Linked DNA regions of Homo sapiens: region 1 is linked to region 2. The links are chromatin loops, found by intact Hi-C in ENCODE. Cell type or tissue: heart left ventricle. All regions are shown on one strand.

Region 1 (5,000 bases), 240 kb before region 2:
AACATTTATATCTAACGGACAACTCTTTTTTTTTTTTTTTTTTTTTTTTTAATTTTAGACAGAGTCTCGCTCTGTCACCCAGGCTGGAGTGCAAGGGCACGATCTCAGATCACTGCAACCTCTGCCTCCTGGGTTCAAGCAATTCTACTGCCTCAGCTTCCTGAGTAGCTGAGATTACAGGTGCCCGCCACCACGTCCAGCTAAGTTTTGTATTTTTAGTAGAGACGGGGTTTCTCCATGTTGGCCAGGCTGGTCTCAAACTCCTGACCTCAGGTGATCTGCCCGCTTTGGCCTCCCAAAGTGCTGGGATTATAGGCATGAGCCACTGTGCCTGGGTTTTTTTTTTTTTTTCAAAGAGTTGGGGTCTCCCTCTGTTGCTAGGGGGCAGCGCAGTGGCATGATCATAGCTCACTGCAGCCTTGAACTCCTGGGATAAAGCAATCTTGCCTCAGCCTCCTGAGTGGCTGGGACTACAGGTGCACACTGCCATGGCCGAATAATTTTTTGTATTTTTTATAGAGACAGGGTTTCACCATGTTACCCAGGCTGGTCTCGAACTCCTGCGTTCCAGGTCTGCCTTAGCTTCCCAAAGTGCTGGGATTACAGGCATGAGCCACTGCGCCTGGCCTTAAAAAATGTCTTTTGATCATTCAATATCCAAATAAGATCCATACATTATATCTGATATTATACCTCTTGAGTCTCTTTTAATGTATAACAGACCAAGCTCCTATTTCAAAATGCCATCTATTCAAGTAACAGGGCCAATTTGTCAAGTAAAATGTCCCACTGGTATCAGGTATCAGGTAATTTGTTTTTGTTTCTTCTTATATTTCCCATAAACTAGTAGCTAGGGTTAGAGGCTTGAATAGATTCAAATTTCGGTAAGAGTATATCATAAGTAATGCTGTGTACTTCCTTCTATACCACATGAAGAGGTAAATAATGTTTGGCTGGCCCACTTTTAGTGATGTTACAACTGATCAGTGGATTCAGGGCTGTCTCTCTAATTCATCCATTTAAAATACCTCTCAAAATTTTTTTTTAAAGTGAGCAGTTTCTCAACCAAAACTTTTTAATCTAATATTTTTAGGATCTGCTGATGATTTTCTGGCAATTTTCTAATTCTACCATTGCTTCTGCATTTATTAACTGGATTATTCTACAGAGAACATTCCCTTATCAACTATTTGGTTACATTAATATATAGTCATATGGGAAAGGTAGGATAAATGCTTATTTTTCTTCACCAAATTTTAGATCTAGTTTATCTTTTTAAGTTAGAAAACACTTTTTTGAATACGCAGAAGTTAGCAAATAATATTTAAACACTGATTCTTTTTTTCCTCCGTCTTTTTTTTTTGAGACAGAGTTACACTCTTGTTGCCCAGGCTGGAGTGCAATGGCACGATCTTGGCTCACTACAACCTCCACTCACCTGGGTTCAGGCGATTCTCCTGCCTCAGCCTCCTGAGTAGCTGGGATGCATGCTACCACCATACCCGGCTGATTTTGTATTTTTGCATGTGCCACTACACCCAGCTGATTTTGTATTTTTAGTAGAGATGGGATTTCACCATGTTGGTCAGGCTGGTCTGAAACTGGGTGATCCCCGTGCCTCAGCCTCCCAAAAAGTGCTGGGATTACAGGGGAGAGCCACCGCGCCTGGCCCAAATTCTTTTATTAATCTGGCTGACGGGATTTCAAATTCAAGCCTTATAAGTCAATCTTAGGTAACAAAAATGTAACGTTTCAAAATGATAATGAACAAAACCATCTTACCTGGACAATATTGTCTACACTGCTAAATTCTACACACTTCTGTCCTCTCTGGTGATCACAGTAATATTTGTTTTGTTTCCACTGCGGGGGTGAGTGGGCACAAGATTGTGGATTGTTTGGTACACTGAGCTGCATCATCACCATCCCCCCACCAGGTGGCGGTGGTGGTCCAGCTGAAAATCAGAATTTAGGATGCTATAGTCAGAATATTTTAGCAACTAGTTGGTGTTTCTGAACACTAGGATAACAGTAGTAATTTTACATTTCTGAATAAAATTTTACTATTAACTAAGAAAACCAGGTTGAAGCCCTAGTGCATCACACTACAAGTATTGTGTGTTTAAACAGGCATTAAGATGGACTCTGTAGGCCTAAACATCTCACTTATCATAAAGGTAATTTGGAGTAAACAGGAACAGCTGGAAGAGTAATGACAGAAGGCATAGGAAATAACCCTAGAGAGTATCAATACTTCTGAGAAAGGAGAATCAGGATAGTACTGTGATAGCAGCAGTAGAAGGAAAGGAAGAAGTGGACTGCACATGTTAACTATGATTCAGTACAGCACCCTCAATATTGTGGGTGTATTTCAGCACATCACAAATTGAGAAGCTTTTTGTAGAAATGCCTAAGGAAAGTAATCGAACTATTTCTCATATGAACCAATCATCTTATTTTCACTGATTTCTTTATACCTGTACATTGGTGGCCTTGAAGCTGCTGGGAACTGCATGGTGAAGTGGTTCGAGGAAATTGTACTTGTTCTGATCCTGGATGTTGCAGGTAACCTACTGAAGAGCTATGGAAAAAACAAAAAAACAGCATAATGAGAGGAGGATGACTATAAACATTCTTGAATGGGCTGGGCGCGGTGCTCACGCCTGTAATCCCAGCACTTTGGGAGGCCAAGGCGGGCGGATCACGAGGTCAGGAGATCGAGAACATCCTGGCTAATACGGTGAAACCCCATGTCTACTAAAAATACAAGAAATTAGCCGGGCGTGGTGGCAGGTGCCTGTAGTCCCAGCTATTCAGGAGGCTGAGGCAGGAGAATGGTGTAAACCCAGGAGGCAGAGCTTGCAGTGAGCCGAGATTGCGCCACTGCACTCCAGCCTGTGCGACAGAGCGAGACTAATTACTAAGAATAGAGGAAACAACAGAACATGTTCTGACATAGTTAACAAAATATTGACAAAAATTAAAGGCTATTAGTGTGAAACCATTAAGTTACTGCTGTATTTTTGAACAGTTAGTTTTTTTTTTTTTTTTTTTTGAGACAGAGTTCTGCCCTGTCACCCAGGCTGGAGAGCAGTGGTACGATCTCAGTTCACTGCAACCTCTGCCTCCAGGCTTCAAGCAATTCTCCTGCCTCAGCCTCCCAAGTAGCTGAGATTACAGGTGTCTGCCACCACACCCGGCTACTTTTTGCATTTTTAGTAGAATGGGGTTTTGCCATTTTGGCCAGGCTGGTCTTGAACTCGTGACCTCAAGTGATCCTCCTGTCTCAGCTTCCCCACATGCTGGAATTACAGGTGTGAGCCACTGCACCTGGCCTGAGCAGTCTTTCAGACTCAAATTAATATGGGGTTTGTCATAACATTATCTCTGAAGTTTTTTCTAGAATTTTTTTATAATAGTTAAAAACCACAGAATGATACTATTCTGAGAATTCATGAGTAACTGAGAGCCATAATTTATATCTAAAACTCTATTGTCTTTGTCATTTTAAAAAGCTGTCTTACAAAAACAGTATTTCTTAATTTAGTTGGAATAACTTTTTGCACCTGTGTCTCGTATAATTGCATTAAACTTTATACAAAACTACTGAATTACAGAGAATACAGGAAGACATGTTAAATGACAGTATGATGACGCAATCGGTAAAATCCAGAATATGGGAAACTCTAAGACAAATGTGTAAAAACATAAGCAATATTTGCGGGGCAGAAGGAAATACAAATATTAACTGGATATTTGATGTAATTAATGAATTAACCTCAATATTTTAAGATATAAAATGATATTATGTGGGATTTAAAAAATCCTTCAGGGATACATATGCTGAAATACTCATGGATATGAAATACTATGATGCCTGGGATTTATTTCAAACTAATATTGGAGGGAGAAGAGGCAGAGATTTATATGAAAACAGATTAGTAATTACATAATTGGTGATGGGCATATATGGGTTCAGTATACTTCTGTTTATATTTATATATGTTTACAGATTTCCATAATAAAAAGTTAATTCTGTCTTTCAGGCTGACAGTTAATAAGAATTAGTAAAGCTTTATGCCTTTTTAGGGGCAGTAACTCAGAGCGGTTCAATAAAAGGGAAAAAGAGATATAAAGGGAGGATTTAATAGAAAGTGATTTTGGATCATAAGTGAAAACAGTACTTTCTGAAATTTATGTTAATTATGGTTGTAATGTGTAATATAAGTATTAGCTACCTGTGGAAATAATACAGCTTAAGTCTGTAAATGTGCCGAAATTGAGGAAAACAGAAAGGTCCCCAGAGGTGGAAGGTTTTTTAGGCTCTGTTCTAACCCATGTGAACAGCTCTCCTGAGCCATGCCCCTCACTCTGATCTTGTTTGCTAAGGTCTGAGACATGTGGGTGAAAGCAAGCCATCCTGCAAAGGGAAGGGAATACTCAGGTCGGTCACTGAAGTAAGCAATATAGCCCATACTCTACTAAATTACAAACTGCGATTTCATTTTACCACTCTAGTGGGTTTCTAGCACTAGATTACCCGTTAGGTAAATGAGTAAGAATCAAGTTTTAGAATTATGTAAATGAGTTCCAGGCCTCTACTTATCTTCTGAGAGACGTATAGATAATTCAAGGGACATAGACTAGGCAATGAGACACCCTCTTAAATCACTTAAACACTTTAGAAAAAAGAAAGCACAGAAGTCAGTATTTACACTCTCTCTTTAAAAATACAAATATATTATACCAGAGATGAATCAGTTCTATAGTAATTTCACAAGTTTCTCCTCCTTTGGAAGACAGGAGGGAAAGAAGGACTTTTAAAGTAAAGCACCAGGCCTAGTCATTCAAAGTTGATATCCTACCCTTTAACAGAAAAATGAAACATCAATCTCAAATAATCCCATTTATCCCCAAACTTCCTGAAAAGTCCTGACATAAAACTATGAATGGGCCAGCCCCCCGCCCAGCCAGCCGCCCCGTCCAGGAGGGAGGTGGGG
Region 2 (5,000 bases):
CATTTTAATCTCTAACAAATAAGAAACTTTCTCATACATACAATGTTATTTATCACAGCTATCAAAATTTAATTGCTGAATATATCTAATATTTGGTACATATTAAAATGTCCCCACTTATTTCAAAAGTGTTTTCATGCCGTTTGTTTATTCATATGAAGATCCATATAAGCTCCATACATTGAGTTTAGTTGACTCTTTAACTTTTATTAGATCAGCAAGCTCACTAAACATTTTAATTTTTTTTCTTTTTTTTCTTTTGAGATGGAGTCTTGTTCTGTTGTCCAGGCTGGAGTACAGTGGTGCAATCTTGGCTCACTGCAACCTCCGCCTCCCGGGTTCAAACGATTCTCTTGCCTCAGCCTCCCGAGTAAGTGGGATTACAGGCACCTGTCACCATGCCTGGCTAATTTTGGTATTTTTAGTAGAGACTGGGTTTTACCATGTTGGCCAGGATGGTCTTGAACTTGTGACCTCAGGTGATCCTCCCACCTCAGCCTCCCAAAGTGCTGGGATTACAGGTGTGAGCCACTGCACCCAGCCAAAATTTTAATATTTTTATTTGCCTTATTAGCCACTTTAATTTTTTCTTTGGTTAATTTAAATATCCTTTGGCACTGTGTATGTTTTTGTGAATCCCCAAAATAACCTAATGAAATAACTTTAAAACTTGGCCTTTCTGGAAAGTATCTGTGTAGTGCTTAGCATTGTTTTAAGTACTTAATAACACTGGGATAGCACAAAAGAAGCATGAGCTTTAGCCAAAGCTGGCTTTAGGTTCTGTTCATTCCATCCATGTCAAGAGTATGCCCATGCCACCATTATGATCATGGGTATACTCTTAAAACTCTATGAAATTGAGCATGACAACATGATGCCCAGTTCAAAAGATATAGTCAAGAAGCTTTAGATTTAATTATTGTGAGTTAGTTATTTACATATTTATGAATAGATGAATCATCTCTGCAAACTGAGGCTTTCAAAATGACTGCAGACAGAGAAGTGGATGGAGGGCAGGAAGAGGTTCCTCTCTAGCAGTGAAGACATAAATGGGACCCCAATGTTAAGTGAATGCTTCATGTGTAAGTACAGACTGTGTAAGAAAGGGTTTTTTCTATTCAGAAACTAGAAATTGGGGAATAGTTACAAAATACAGAAGAATGTGTTACATTTCTAACAATAAAACTGGCTACTGGGTAAGTGAATGGTTGATCCCATTGTTAGGCATCAACAAATGAGGAAACCAACAAATGAAGTGCAAGGTAGAACAGCCCTTTTGTCTGCAGAACAAGCATGCCATGGTTCTTACCAGTTCATGAAGGCAGAGGCAGATGGCTAGTATCATCCTGAAAGTCAGTGTGTGAATGGGAGTGCAAGGGTGGTGTGTTTTTGGATTAAGGTAATGCCCTTTTGAGTTGCATCTCAATTCTCGGTTTATGATACCTCACTGGTATGTATAAAACCTTTCTTTCCCCTACCTTAGAAGAAATAACTTTGAACACCTAGATATTGAACTTTCAGCTTATCATAGTAACTGTACTATATTTAAACCGAACTATAGGTATTCTCGAAAATATTTCATTATCCATCCTTGCATTAGTCCTTGTAGTATTGCTATAAATGAATATCTGATGCTGGGTAATTTATAAAGAAAATAAGTTTATTTGGCTCTGGTTCTGCAGGCTGTACTAGCATGATACCAGCATCTACTTGGCTACTGGTGAGACCTCACAAAGCTTTTACTCATGGTGGAAGGTTAGGAGCAGGCATGTCATATGGTGAGAGAGGGAGCAAGAGAGAGAGGAGGCGCCAGCTTCTTTTGAATGATCAGATTTCATGGTAACTAAACGTGTGAGAACTCACTTCTAACTGTGGGGAGGGCACCACACCCCCATGAGCCAGATTCCTCCCACGATACCCTACCTCCACCATTGGGGATCACATTTTAATAAGAAATTTCGAGGGGACAAACATCCAAATTATATCAATCCCTTGAAAGAGGAAATTTAAGTAAGGCTAGAGTCGGGTTGAGTCAAACATGGCAGAATCCAATGAATTTATATTATTTACTAAAAATGAACTGGAACTAATTGTTGGTTTTAGCATTCTAGATTAGTCTTTTGGTTTTTTGTCAGTTTGTTTGTTTTTGAGATGGGGTCCTGATCTGTCTCCCAGGCCAGAGTGCAGGGGTGCTATCATGGTTCACTGCAACCTCTGGTTTCCAGGCTCATGTGATCCTCCCGCCTCAGCCTCCCAAGTAGCTGAGACTAGAGACGCAAGCCACCACACCCTGCTATTTTTCGTATTTTTGTTTTTGGTAGAGACAGGGTTTCACTGTGTTGCACAGGCTGGTCTCAAACTCCTGAGATCAATTGATCTGCCTGCTTCAGCCTCCCAAAGTGCTGGAATTACAAGCATGAGCCTCTGTGTGTGTCCTACATTAGTTTTTATAAGTGTGTCTATCAGGCAAGGTAAGTTTCTTCTATAAAAAGTGATATTTTTATATTGGGTAGGATGGAAGCTTTGCAGCTGAGAAAGTGACTTCTGCCCTGGGCCACACTGCCACCTGGGGGTCTAAAAGAAAGATGGCCATTGTGTCATAGCCAGAAATCTTTGACAATGACCTTGGTTCTATTTAAGACAAATACGAAGACACCATTATCTATTCATAGGCACCAGAATAATTCTGTGGGCTTACTTAATGATGTGGAATGATACACTATTATGAAAACACATTTTAAAATCGAATGTGTATTTCCATATTCTTTTCCTTTCCATCTTTTTTTTTTTTTAGCATATTACTAGCTATCTTGAGACAAAGGCAATGTACATTACCTGAGTCCTTTCATATGTATACTGCTACTTAGTACTTATAAAGCATTATGTGGGCAATGGTAGTAGTTTTCCAGTTATGCCATAAAATTGGTTAGTATATCAATGTCCTTTTCCCAGCTCAAATTCTTTGATCATAAAAATAGATTTTTGTGGTGTTGGTATGTTTGCATATGTTTATTTTAGGTCTTTTTGGTAGATGAGTTGCTGTTACCATTGGATTATTTGATCCTTTAGATATAACTGAAGGACAAATATTATATGATTTCATTTACATGAGGTACCTAGAATATTCAAGTTCATAGAAACAGAAAATGGAAGGTGGCTACCAGAGTTTATGGAGAAGGGACATCATGAGAATTATCATTTAATGGGTAGAGTTTTAGTTTGGGATGATAAAGTTCAGGAGATGGATAGTTGTGAAGGTTGCACAACAAAGTGAATGTACTTAATGCCATTTGACTGTATATTTAAAATGCTTATAGTACAGCTGTACTAGTAATATTGAATGGTCCACTTTCTTAGGGTATAGGAATGAATATGAAAGTGAATTTGATTTTCAAAAGCACATATTATATGCTAGAAGTGTTACATATATAAGGCTACAACCCTACGATGTATAAACTTACTACTAGCTCTCCTTTACCTGTAAATGAACCACATTGAGCTTAAAGTGGTTCATTTATACAAATTTATTAACAGCCTCCTGTTTGTTCAACTCTCAATGTAATTTGTCTGAGGTATAAGACTTATAAGCCAATAACAGAGGTGGCTGATATTTCAACCTATTTTTGCTTTACTCTTTCTGTTCCACCACTCTGCCTTCCATGAGAATATTGCAGATTCTTGTTATGATGAAATATGGACAATGGCATTCTGTTATACCATAGATTCTGACATGTCATAATGCAAGACTGGGGGAAAAAAGTCAAATAGTGACAATGCAAGCATCCCAAAATAATCCCAAGCTTGTGAACATCTGTGAGTTTTTTTTTTTTTTTTTTTTTTTGAGACCGAGTCTCGCTGTCACCCAGGCTGGAGTGCAGTAGCTCGATCTCAGCTCACTGCAAGCTCCGCCTCCCGGGTTCACGCCATTCTCCTGCCTCAGCCTCCCCAGCAGCTGGGACTACAGGCACATGCCGCCATGCCCAGCTATATTTTTGTATTTTTAGTAGAGACAGGGTTTCACCGTGTTAGCCAGGATGGTCTCGATCTCCTGACCTTGTGATCTGCCTGCCTCGGCCTCCCAAAGTGCTGGGATTATAGGCATGAGCCACCGTGCCCGGCCACATCTGTGAGTTTTAAACAGGTCATATCTAATTTGAATACACTATAAGATAGAAATTATTCATATACTATGAGGTTATCTATGACAGTATGTTTTGTTTTAAATTAGTTTCCCATCAGATATAAAGTTGGTGCTTTTCTTTATAATGCCATGAGCCTCTCAAGTCTCTCAGGGAAGAATTTCATTCTTACATTTATTTGCTGTTTCACTTTGCATTCCTTCCTTTCTATTTTGCTTTCTTCCTTTGGGAGCCTTCATCCTTCCAGTGAAAGAAGACTGAAGTTGTCTCTTCATGATAAATAATTCAATGGAAAATGTCAGAATATAATAATTTCCAAAGACTAGTCATGTAATGACTGATTTTTGGTAATGCTAAAGGCAAAATAACTTTAGCCTATACCATAAAAAAGATCTAGATATTCCCTTTGTATTTGTGGTAACTTGATTTTAGGTATACCCTTTCCATTACCCTTCAGAAATGGAATGTTTGATGTACTATCGAGAAAACTGAATCAATTCTGCATTTCGTGAACCCTGTTACTTATCTTTAGTAGCCATGGAAATAATTCCCCAGTAAATATATAGTTGCAAAATCACTGCCTAATTACCTTTCTTTACATACAAAATGACTAATATTTGATAAAATATGAAGTTTTTAAAAATAGTTACGATATTTTGTTACAGTGAAGCAATTTATATATTTTCTTAACATCTCCCCAAAACTCTGAAACACAGTGAATGCTTCTTTGGAAGCCAAGGAGCTTGTTGCTGACATAGTAATAATTTGGTTGTTTGCACATTTTATAAAATACTAAAATGTTGCAAGTTACCATATTCCTTAAATAACTTATGGTAAGATCTTATTGCTGAAGTGTTGGCT

What was found. A loop is a pair of places that touch in the nucleus more often than their neighbours do. Peaks named below come from ENCODE experiments on the same cell type or tissue, not always from the same donor. Only the 100,000 strongest peaks of a DNase experiment are listed, where the experiment ranks them.
Region 1: it touches region 2 in a loop (7-fold over the local background); 45 of 110 quality-filtered maps call a loop at or near these places.

What each region holds. Positions count from the first base shown.
Region 1 is chr2:135,707,014-135,712,013 of GRCh38, reverse strand. It overlaps R3HDM1 (R3H domain containing 1), which reads right to left. Exons shown (of 27, transcript NM_001378107.1): 22 at 2,478-2,581; 23 at 1,783-1,955. Among named protein-coding and RNA genes, the nearest start is that of UBXN4, 32 kb to the left of the region's middle. In heart left ventricle, no CTCF peak of the experiment used is centred here; a DNase peak (open chromatin) is centred at 1,923.
Region 2 is chr2:135,471,339-135,476,338 of GRCh38, reverse strand. The region is part of intron 2 of ZRANB3 (zinc finger RANBP2-type containing 3); the gene reads left to right. Among named protein-coding and RNA genes, the nearest start is that of ZRANB3, 57 kb to the left of the region's middle. In heart left ventricle, a CTCF peak has its summit at 2,567 (motif pointing left); no DNase peak of the experiment used is centred here.